Regions from separate parts of the Homo sapiens genome. Here region 1 is linked to region 2. A link is an interaction called in ENCODE POLR2A ChIA-PET data of the cell type or tissue named here. Cell type or tissue: PC-9. All regions are shown on one strand. Links, peaks and the distances in the headings refer to the core of each region. The heading gives the core; the rest is flanking DNA.

Region 1 (5,379 bases), core at 188-5,187, 270 kb after region 2:
TAAAAACTGAACACTCACGAATGAGAAAATGACAGGAAAATGCAACAAAATGCTAACAAAAATTGTATTTGAGTGACAAGAATAAGACTCTAACTTTTTCATATTCTCCATTATTTTAAATAAGCATATACTACTTTCAACATAAAAAGAGGGAACAAAAGTGAAACAGATAGAGGCAACAAGACCTAGCCTAGACCACAGCATAATCCATTCATCCACCTGGCTTTGGAAGACTCCGCAGTTTCACTAGACTTAGCTAACCTGTAAAATCAGCAGTGAACTGGTAGCAAGGAAGAGATAATCTCAGTTGAAGAATATTTGTTTTGAATATAAGGAAACAGAGCTCATCTATGGGATGGGTAGTGATAATGGGGAGGACCTGAGGGACAAAAGACTGACCGTAGTAAGAAAAAATAAATGTAGGAAAAGAGTTGGAGTCTATAGGCCTACTGAAAACATACAGGTGTTTTTCTTCAATTCACACTTGGACTCAGGTCTCTAAAGGTCCGTGGTTCTCCTAAGTAAATATACCAAAAATTACAAATTTCAGGGGAACAGAGAATATTGCTAAATACTCATTTACTGTCACCCCCCAAAATAAAAATATTGACAATTATATCATAGAGTATCTCTGATTATAAAGAATACACACCTGGCTGGGCATGGTGGCTCACATCTATAATCCCAGCACTTTGGGAGACCGAGGCAGGAGGATCACTTGAGCCCAGGACTTTGAGACCAGCCTGGGCAATGTAGTGAGACTCTCTCTCTACAAAAAATTATAAAAATTCGCTAGGCAGGGTGGTGCACATCTGTAGTCCCAGTTACTCGGCGGCGGGGCTGAGGTGGGAGGATCACTTGAGCCTGGGAAGTCAAGACTGCAGTGACCTATGATTGTGCTACTGCACTCCAGCCTAGGTGACAAAACAAGACTCTGTCCCAAAAAGCAAAATAAAGTAATATAAAGAGTACATATCTAAAATTGGTAAGTTTCTCTGAGAAGTAGGGAAACCTCTTGTAAACAGCAAACACAACTCCAAGCATTTCCTAATATATAGGCTAAAACATATACATCATAGACAGAACATGTAACAACAATCAAACACTTACTTGAGTTATACTAGAATAATACTATAACATTTGGTTCCTAATTAATGATTGTTCCCTCTTCTTCGTTTTTATCACTATTGTCACTTCACAATAAGACTTACCTGTTCTGTAATGATTTTGTGCCTGTTGGTTTTTGTTTTGTTTCATTTCCAGCACACTGTATGCTCCCTAAGAATAAGTTGCTAATGCCTGCACTAAGTCTGGCATACAGTTGATCCTTAATACATAATGAAGATATTAGATCATGCACACAAACCCACTCAAGACTAAGATAAATGAACCAAGAAACATGTTTCCTTTTGCTATTTTGATTAAAGAAATTCTACAAAGAGTGATATTATACACAAGGCCCTGAAAAACCGTTAAACTTCGATTTAACAGGGATTGGGGGAAGAAAAGTTTCCAGAGAAAGAAACCTCCATAAAAAATGCCATGGATGTCATGGAATTTGATCTTCATGGGACAGCCAACCAGTTTGGCAGTGCATGACAGCACAATTTTGAAGGTAGCCAAGGCTGAAAACAGAAAGGTTAAAAACAGGCAAGTATTTAAGTATGATATCTCCAGAGATGGAAAGCCCACAACTTATAGTCATATGGCAATTGAAATACGTTTTTCCAAAGACATAAATGCTATAAATGGTGGCACTGCAGACAGCCCACAGAAATTACTTCACCATTGAAACACTACACTTTTGCAACAATTAAAAATTGAAACCTATGCTACTATAATATTGATAACTAATCAAAACAAGAGAATCATTGAAAGAACCTCTTTTATTTCCTTGAAGTGTTTGAAGCTAAACGGAAAGTTGGCTTAATTAAAGCATGAAAGAGATGGAGATGATGACCTGGTGCTAGGTTTCTGGGGAAAACCGGGCACTTGTCACTCTTAAAGGCCAGTGACAATGTGTTTTTAGTACATATAACTTCATTTCCAAATACAGCCACCTGTCACTTAACAACAGGGATATGTTCTCAGAAGTGTGTCATTAGACAATTGCATTGTAGTGTAAACATCGTAGAGTATACTTATACAACCCTACATGGTATAACCCATTACATAGCTAGGCTATATGGTATAGCCTATTACTCCTATGCTACAAACCTGTACAACATGTTATTGTACTAAATACTGTAGGCAATACTAACACAGTAAGTATATGTGTATCTAAACATACTAAGCATAGAAAAAGAATAAAATATGCTATAAGAGATAAAAAAAAATGGCACACCTGTCTAGGGCAGTTACCACGAATGGAGCCTGCAGGACTGGAAGTTGTTCTGGGGTGAGTCAGAGTGAGTGGTGGGTGAACATGAAGGCCTAGAACACTGCTGTACACTACTGGAGACTTTATAAACACTGTATCCTAAGGCTACACTAAATTGATTTAAAAAATTTTTTCCTTCTATAGTAAATTAATCTTAGCTTACTGTAACTTTTACTTTATAAACTTAAAATTTTTAACTTTTTGATCTTTTGTAACAAAGGTTAAAACACATTATTCAGCTGTACAAAAACATTTCCTTTCTTTATACACTTATTCTATAAGCTTTTCCTATTTTTAAAATTTATTATCCTACTTTTTAAACTTGTTTGTTAAAAAGAAAACATGAACATTAGCCTAGGCCTACACAAGGTCAAGATCATCAATATCCCACCTCTACATTCTGTCGCACTGAAAGGTCATCAGGAGCAATAACAAGCATGGAGCTGTTGTCTCCTATGAGAACGACACCCTCTTCTGGATACCCCCGAAGGACCCGCCCGAGCCAGTTTTACAGTTAACTTTTTTTTTAATAAGTAGGAGTACACTCTAAAATAACAATAAAAGATATATTATAGTAAATACATAAACCAGTAACATCATCGTTTTGTGTCAAGTATCACATTATGGTACATAATCGTACATGTTAGGCTTTTTTTTTTGAGACAGAGTCTCACTCTCACCCAGGCTGGAGTGCAGTGGCGCGATCTTGGCTCACCACAACCTCTGCCTCCTGGGCTCAAGCGATTCTCCTGCCTCAGCCTCCCGAGTAGCTGGGATTACAGGCGCCTGCCACCACACCCAGCTAATTTTTGTATTTTTAGTAGAGACGAGGTTTCACCATGTTGGCCAGGCTGGTCTCAGACTCCTGACCTCAGGTGATCCATCTGCCTCGGCCTCCCAGATTACAGGGATTACGGGTGTGAGCCACCGCGCCCGGCCCATGCTTGACTTTTATACAACTGACAGCACAGCAGAGGTAGGTTTTACACCAGCATCACCACAAACATGCGACTAACACATTGTGCTGAGACATCATAGGGGATAGGAATTTTTCAGCTCCACTATAATCTTATGGAACCATCGTCATATATGTGGTCTGTCATTGACTGAAATGTTATGTGGGGCATGACTGTACAGGTAGGAGAGGCATATCATCAATACTGCTCTGTGTTTGTAAACCATGACCTGAATCACTTAGTGTCATATGGATAGAGCAAAAGAAGGAAGAAAGATACAGAAATAGATGACATTTTCTCACCTTAATGGAAGAAGAATTAAAGAGATGGGGGTTTAAAGAGGATGTGTGTTTTAAGACTGTGAGAAAGAGCTCTGTTCCAGGTACAATTACACAGTGAAGCTGAAGTGAGGAAATGGGAGGAGTGGAACATGCAGGCTCTTCCCCTGAGAGAGAGGAAAGGAGTTCACAGAGTACTGACAGCTTTCCACTTTGTTTTAGAGTTACGTTTACAGCCGAGTTCAAGTGTTATCTCTCCTCCTCCACTCTTCCCCAAAGATTTCGACCATATTTTATAAATGTCTGTACTCCCCTTAGTACTCAGATCCTTGAACCTTGCAAACGTCTGTGCTGAATGAATGATGAAGAAAAAAAATGTTGAATCATCTAAACAGGACACTAATCATAGAAAATGGAACCAGCGGCATAAGAAGGCTTTGCTTATAGGGGGCAAAAGAAGAAATCAAGTGAATTGAAGGAGGGAAGTATGCAATTGACCATTTATATGTATCTAAATCAACTTCAGGTATTCAGAATTTGAGTGATCATAGAGATAAATAAAAGAAAGATGAAGATGTCTGAAGAGTATTAGATGCTTCTAGAATTGTGTTTATAGAGTGGAAAATTCTAGCCCTCCAAGATTTAGTAACCTGTTTCTTTCTCAAGAGAAGTTAGTCTGACCCCGTCTTCTACTAAGCCTGAGCGGTCTGCCCTGACCCAGACCGCCTCATGGACCACTTCTATAGAGGCAGTATATGCTGAAAAAAACATTTAGAGTTTAGAGGACAGAAAAGAAAGAAACGTAGCAAACAGAGAAAGAGAGATTGTTCAGGACAACTGACCTAAGTTGAGTTCAGAGACCAAGAAGTTACATCAAAACACTTGGTTCATAAATAAAAATAATTAATAATCCCAACAAATTTAGAAAGACGGCTGGGCATGGTGGCTCACACCTGTAATCCTATCACTTTGGGAGGCTGAGGTGGGTGGATCACTTGAGCTCAGGAATTTGAGACCAGCCTGGGCAAATGGCGAAACCCGGTCTCTACAAAGAATACAAAAATTAGCCAGGCATGGTGTCACGCACGTGTAGCCCCAGCTACTTGGGAGGTTGAGGCGGCGGGAGGATGGCTTGAGCCCAGCAGGCAGAGGTTGCAGTGAGCCAAGGTTGTGCCAGCCACTGCACTCCAGCCTGGGCGACAGAGCTAGGCCCTGTCTTAAAAAAAAAAAAAAAAAAAAAAAACCTAGAAAGACTATTTGACTTCACATTATTTGGCCTTACAAGAAGAAAATCAATGTGATAATATAGAGGTGAAATTCGAAAGTGAATTAGAGTTTATATTAAAAAACAATGTTAACATTCTGTTAGCTTGTTAGAGATTAGCTCTGAACCAGGGAGACATTTCATATTGCAGAATAGCATTTTCGTGGTTAGGAACTGATTACATTCTACTCAGAATCTCTATTTTAACGTTCTACAAAACTTAGTAAAGTCATGTGTAAAGACACACACTTTGTTCCTGGGTGAGATTTTTATAATGCAAGCTGCTTACAGGAATGAATTTTATGGAATCATATATCTAGACACTTGTACTACTTCACATCTTTTAATAATTACATAAAGAAAATACATAAAAGAAAAACATATTTTCCTATTAAGCTAAAATACTACATACATAGTCTTAAGTCACTGTTCTTAACACAAACATTTTCAGAGCTTTTCAGATAGCCTAGAAGAATGTAGTAGCACACATGATTAGTTGCC
Region 2 (5,379 bases), core at 168-5,167:
TGCACTCTAGCCTGGGCGACAGAGCGAGACTCTGTCTCAAAAATAAAATATAATAAAAAATAATAACAATATATTCACATGGTAGGAAAGTCAAACAAAAAGTATAAAATGAAGATAAAACTCTCCCCTCTTTTCCCAACCTTTCATTGAAGGTGACCGCTTAATAGTTTCTCAGGTAGCCTGCCAGAAAAAAATGTCATGCCCACGCTAGTGTATATGTATACATGTGTGTCTGTTAAAGACAATGTTCAGCCGAAGAGGTGGTGCTGTAACACATGGTTCTTTCCTTGCTCTTTTTTTTTTTGACAGGGTCTCGCTCTGTCCCCCAGGCTGGAGTGCAGTGGTACAATCTCTGCTCACTGCAACCTCCACCTCCTGGGTTAAAGCAATTCTCCCACTTCAGCCTCCCAAGTAGCTGGGACTACAGGTGTGTGCCACCATGCTCGGCTACTTTTTGTATTTTTGGTAGAGATGGGGTTCCATCTCTACGGAACCCCGTCTCTACCAAAGTTCTTTGGCCAGACTGGTCTTGAACTCCTGGCCTCAAGTGACTCGCCCGACTCAGCCTCCCATAGTGCTGGGATTACAGGCATGAGCTACCTCACCCAGTCTTTCAAGCTCTTTTAACTTTACCTGACAGCTTAAACATCCTTCTGACCACACAAAATCTACCATTTCACAGACATGCTGCCATGGGGCTGGTCTCCTGTAAACAGGCCACCTGGTGATCAGGCTCTTGTTAGGGAATTTTATTTTATTTTATTTTATTATTGTATTTTATTTGAGACAGAGTTTCACTGTGTGGCTCAGGCTGGAGTGAAGTGGTGTAGTGCAGTCTCAGCTCACTGCAACCTCCACGTCCCAGACTCAGATGATCCTCCCATCTCAGCCTCCCAAGTAGCTGGGACTACAGGCACGTACCACCATGCCCAGCTAATTTTTCTATTTTTAGTAGAGACGGGGTTTCTCCATGTTGCCCAGGCTGGTCTCAAACTCCTGGGCTCAAGCGATTCTCCCACCTCAGCCTCCCAGAGTGCTGGGATTATAGGCGTGAGCCACTGTGCCCGGCTGGAGGTAGAAATTTTAAAAGGACAGTGTGGCCTAATAAATGGGCTTCCTATACCCCTCTGGAACTCAGTGACTATTTGATGAGCACAACATTTCCCCTCCTGTATCTCCAGGGAAGAGTAACGATAAGGGAATAATAGATGAGGAAACAAGGCGCAGTGATTGAGGACCTGGCCCTAGACCACACACTGCAGGACCTCCAGGATGGAAGGGAGCAGCCCAGAGACTGTGCTCTGGGACATGGTGGGGGGTGCGATTGCTGTAGGAGGGCAGGAGCCTGGAGGAGTTTCCAGGGACAGGAGGGCTGGGCTGGAGGAGGCTGGCTGAGAAGGAGCTAGGGGTGAATAGGGGCCAAGGGAAGTGAAGGGACTTCCCAAACTGGATAAGGTACAGGTGCAAGAGTCACTCACCCCTCCTGGGCAGGGCGAGGGGTCTCAAGCCCTCTGCATCCCTCTTCCTCCATGGAGCCCCACGCAAAGAGGCTCTCTGTGTACTCCGACTTCACTAGAAGAAGTGACCATGGGAAAATCTGCAGGGATGGTGCCCACCAGGGGTGTGGGGCAAGGCACTGACATGACTTAGTGCCACTGTGTGCCAGGCAAGGTGTATTTTATGTATTATATGCCATTTAATCCTTGCACAAGAGACTATTTTACTGCTGAGGGAGGCTGGCCATTCCAGTTCATGGGAGCCATTCCAGTTCCCCATTCCCCAGGATGCATGAAGGTGGGGACTACATGGGCCCAGTGAAGGGGAGCCAGAGGGAAGAAGACGCCACCATCCTGGGCCCTGAAGACCTCTGAGGCCAGTGGCTCCAGCTTGCTCTGAGGAGGACGTTCTCCACCCGAGGGCCCATGGCCCCAGATCCAGCCTCAGGGCACCTCTCCCCTGCTGCCCTGTGCTTGGGCCAGGACCACAGCAACACCTGAGTCATCTCACCTTCTATCTCTCTGGTTTTCACTCACCTGCCTCCCCAGCTTGGGTTTCTTTGTGAAGAGAATTTTCTCTCTCCCTCCCATCTGTGCGCTCCCAGGGAAGCACAGCCTGCCTGGTGACAGCTTCTTTCAAGAATGCTCAGGGATGGCCAGGCGCGGTGGCTCACGCCTGTAATCCCAACATTTGGAGAGACCGAGGCGGGAGGATCACTTGAGGCCAGAAGTTCGAGACCAGCCTGGCCAACATGGTGAAACCCCGTCTCTACTAAGAATACAAAAAAAAAAATTAGCCGGGCATAGTGGTGTGTGTCTGTAATCCCAGCTACTCGGGAGGCCGAGGCAGGAGGATGGCTCGAGCCCGTGAGGTGGAGGTTGCAGTGAGCCAAGATTGTGCCACTGCACACCAGCCTGGACAAGAGAGCAAGACTCTGTCTTAAAAAAAAAAAAAGAAAAAGAAAAAGAAAAAGAAAAAAAGAATGCTCAGGGAAGGATTCCAAGGTCAAGGGGGTCCTGAACCTCCAGCTCATGAGAAGCCCCTAGGGCAGAGCCTTGGCTGCAGAGTCTCTGGGTCAGAGCCTGGCCTTCCTAGAGCTGAGCAGTCCACCTGGGCTACAAGACACCTCCTACTTCAACTGTGGGCTCCCCTGCCACAGGTTTACCTGAAGTTGAACTTGGAGCGAAAGGATCTTAGGGTCAAAAGAGGAGAAAGTATAGGACTCATCTCCCACCCTTGGACAAAGCTGGTGGGTTACAGGAGCCCCAGCCTCCCAAGCCTGGGGCTATGCATACCTGGTCCCTGCACAGCCCCAAGGAGCTGGCCTGCCCTGTCCACCTTCTTCCTCTGAAATCCACCTGAGCTTGGGGATTTCTGCACTGTGATGAGGTCAGTGAGGGGAGGCTGGGCTGTGGGCAGGTATAATCCCGGAAGCCTTTCTGCAAGAGGTAGCATGATTCAGCCAAAGGCATCGGGAGGACATTAGGGCAAGGGCATAACAGCATCAGGGTAAAGGTGCCTGGCATGAGTGTGCAGTGGCAGGAGGGTGGAGATCATGCAGTCATTCCCTCAAGTATTTGTTGAGCACGATGAAAAAGACCCCTCCTCTCCCCCTCCCCAAATCCCTGCAGCTGACATTTTAGTGGGAGACAGACAATGAAGACAAATCTGTAAACTCTATAGTGTGCTGACTGGTGAGGAGGCTGTGGAGAAACAGCAGAAGAGGGGAGTAGTGGAGGGCGGGGAGCTGCTGCAATGTTAGCTACGGGTCAGTAGGGGCTGCAGGAGGGCAGGGCCAGGTGCAGGGGCCTTGCCTGGGATGCCAGGTGCAGAAGCTAGGACTTGACCATGAGAGCAGACAGGAGTGAGGTGACAGAAGTGGGCTTTGGGGGCCGGGCACGGTGGCTCATGCCTGTAATCCCAGCAGTTTGGGAGGCCAAGGAGGGTGGATCGCCTGAGTTCGGGAGTTTGAGACCAGCCTGGCCAGCATGGTGAAACCTCGTCTCTACTAAAAATGCAAAAATTAGCTGGGCGCAGTGGCAGGCGCCTGTAATCCCAACTACTCGGGAAGCTGAGGCAGGAGAATCGCTTGAACCCAGGAGGCGGAGGTTGCAGTGAACCAAGGTCGCACCATTGCACTCCAGCCTGGGTGACAGAGCAAGACTCTTTCTCAAAAAAAAAAAAAAAAAAAAAAATAGAAATTGGCTTTGGAGGAGATTCTCCCAAAGCCCTGCATTGGGAAGGGATGGGGGAAAACAGGGGAATAGAGGTACAGCACTCAGGTACAGCCTGTGGACCCCAGGCCAGGCCAGGCTGGAGGTCTTCCAGGATTGGAAGGCTAACAGGGCAGGTCACCCTGGAGAGACAGGCTCAGCCTCCCCTGAAGGGCCACAGTGTCTTCCTCCTTTAAGGAGACAAGGTTACTCTGATGCCCACCTCTTCCTGTAAGGCCTCCTTGATTAATCCCTCCTTCACAGGGGTAGAAAAATGAGAGTACTATCTTTCCAAGAGGACACTGCTCTCTTGCTGATCAGAAACTTTTGTAAGGTCTAGAAAAATATTTTCCTCCATTGACTCCACTGCCTCTATCCACACTGACTGGATGAGAAGCGCTGGCCTGTTGTTAAAGGTTCCAGGCTAGGAATCAGCAATTTGCAGTTGCAGTCCAAGTCCTGCAGGAACTTGGGAAAGTGGTTTCTCTGGGCCTCAGTTTTCCTCACTGTTAAAATGGGAGAATATGCTTGCCCCAGCTCTACCCCGAAAGTGGAGCAGCAGCAGTTGACATTTTTGACTGCAAAATGTGTGCCAGGCACGGAGCCAAGCCCATCACACCCAGCGTCGCAGAAATTCTCTCAGTAACCTTGTGTGGAAGACACAATGGCGATTTCCATCTTGCAGGTGAGGAAACTGAGGCTCAGCTGGGTCTGTCAGTACCCTAAAGTCATATAGCTGAGTGATTCCAGAGCTCCTACTCTCAACATTGCACTTTATTGTTCCAAGTAAAAGATTGCATTCAATCCTGTTCAGTTACTCAGTCATCTAGCATTTAGATGGCACCAACTGCATGCAGCCACTGAGTAAGCCACAGCCTTGATTTAAGTATCTTGTGGCCGCCCAGCTGGCACTATGTTGGGGAAGGTGGGGGGCGGGAAGCAGGAGAGTTGCTGCTCCCCAAGAGCCTGGAGGTGTGGGGAAATGGGGCTCAGCCACGGGAGATTGTGAATACAGGTTCTGCCACCAGCCACTTCTAGGCGTGGCTGCATAACCGTGGATGATTCACTTAACCTCTGTCTGCTGGGGTTCTGGCTCCCATGATGGTTAGAACACCACCTTCTAGGATTGGTTCAAGGATGGCATGGCATAATAAGAACACTTTGAGGGAGGGGGTTTGACAGAGTATACTCCATAAATTATGGCCACTGTTATTATTATTATTATTGAGATGGAGTCTCAGTCTATCACCCAGGCTGGAGTGCAGTGGCGCAATCTCAGCTCACTGCAACCTCCGGCTCCCAGGTTCAAGTGATTCTCCTGCTTCGGCCTCCCTAGTAGCTGGGATTACAGGCGCGTGCCACCACGCCCAGCTAGTTTTTGTATTTTTAGTAGAGACAGGGTTTTGCCATGTTGGCCAGGCTGGTCTTGAACTCCTGACTCAGGTGATCCTCCCGCCTCAGCCTCCCAAAGTGCTGAGATTACAGGTGTGAGCCACTGCACCTGGCCATGGCCATTATTCTTAAAACGAGCAACTGGAGAACAGGGGACTATTGAGCTTGGCCAGATGTCCAGCTATGTATCCACAGGGGCCTCAGGAGTTTTCAGAGTGGGGAGCAAGGCCTCTGGCCTGGAGCAGACAGGGCTGCTTCCTAGAAGAGGAAGCCTCAG

The links. Peaks named below come from ENCODE experiments on the same cell type or tissue, not always from the same donor. Only the 100,000 strongest peaks of a DNase experiment are listed, where the experiment ranks them.
Region 1: POLR2A ChIA-PET joins it to region 2 with 5 read pairs; 4 of 35 experiments call an interaction of 5 or more read pairs at or near these places.

Annotation. Positions count from the first base shown.
Region 1 is chr2:43,470,590-43,475,968 of GRCh38, forward strand. All of the region lies in intron 26 of THADA (THADA armadillo repeat containing), which reads right to left. Among named protein-coding and RNA genes, the nearest start is that of THADA, 120 kb to the right of the region's middle. In PC-9, for the core only: no CTCF peak of the experiment used is centred there; no DNase peak of the experiment used is centred there; H3K27ac peaks cover 185 bases.
Region 2 is chr2:43,204,805-43,210,183 of GRCh38, forward strand. No RefSeq gene overlaps it. Among named protein-coding and RNA genes, the nearest start is that of ZFP36L2, 19 kb to the right of the region's middle. RefSeq lists an enhancer at 5,269-5,379. In PC-9, for the core only: no CTCF peak of the experiment used is centred there; DNase peaks (open chromatin) are centred at 2,047, 2,927 and 4,757; H3K4me3 peaks cover 437 bases; H3K27ac peaks cover 3,664 bases.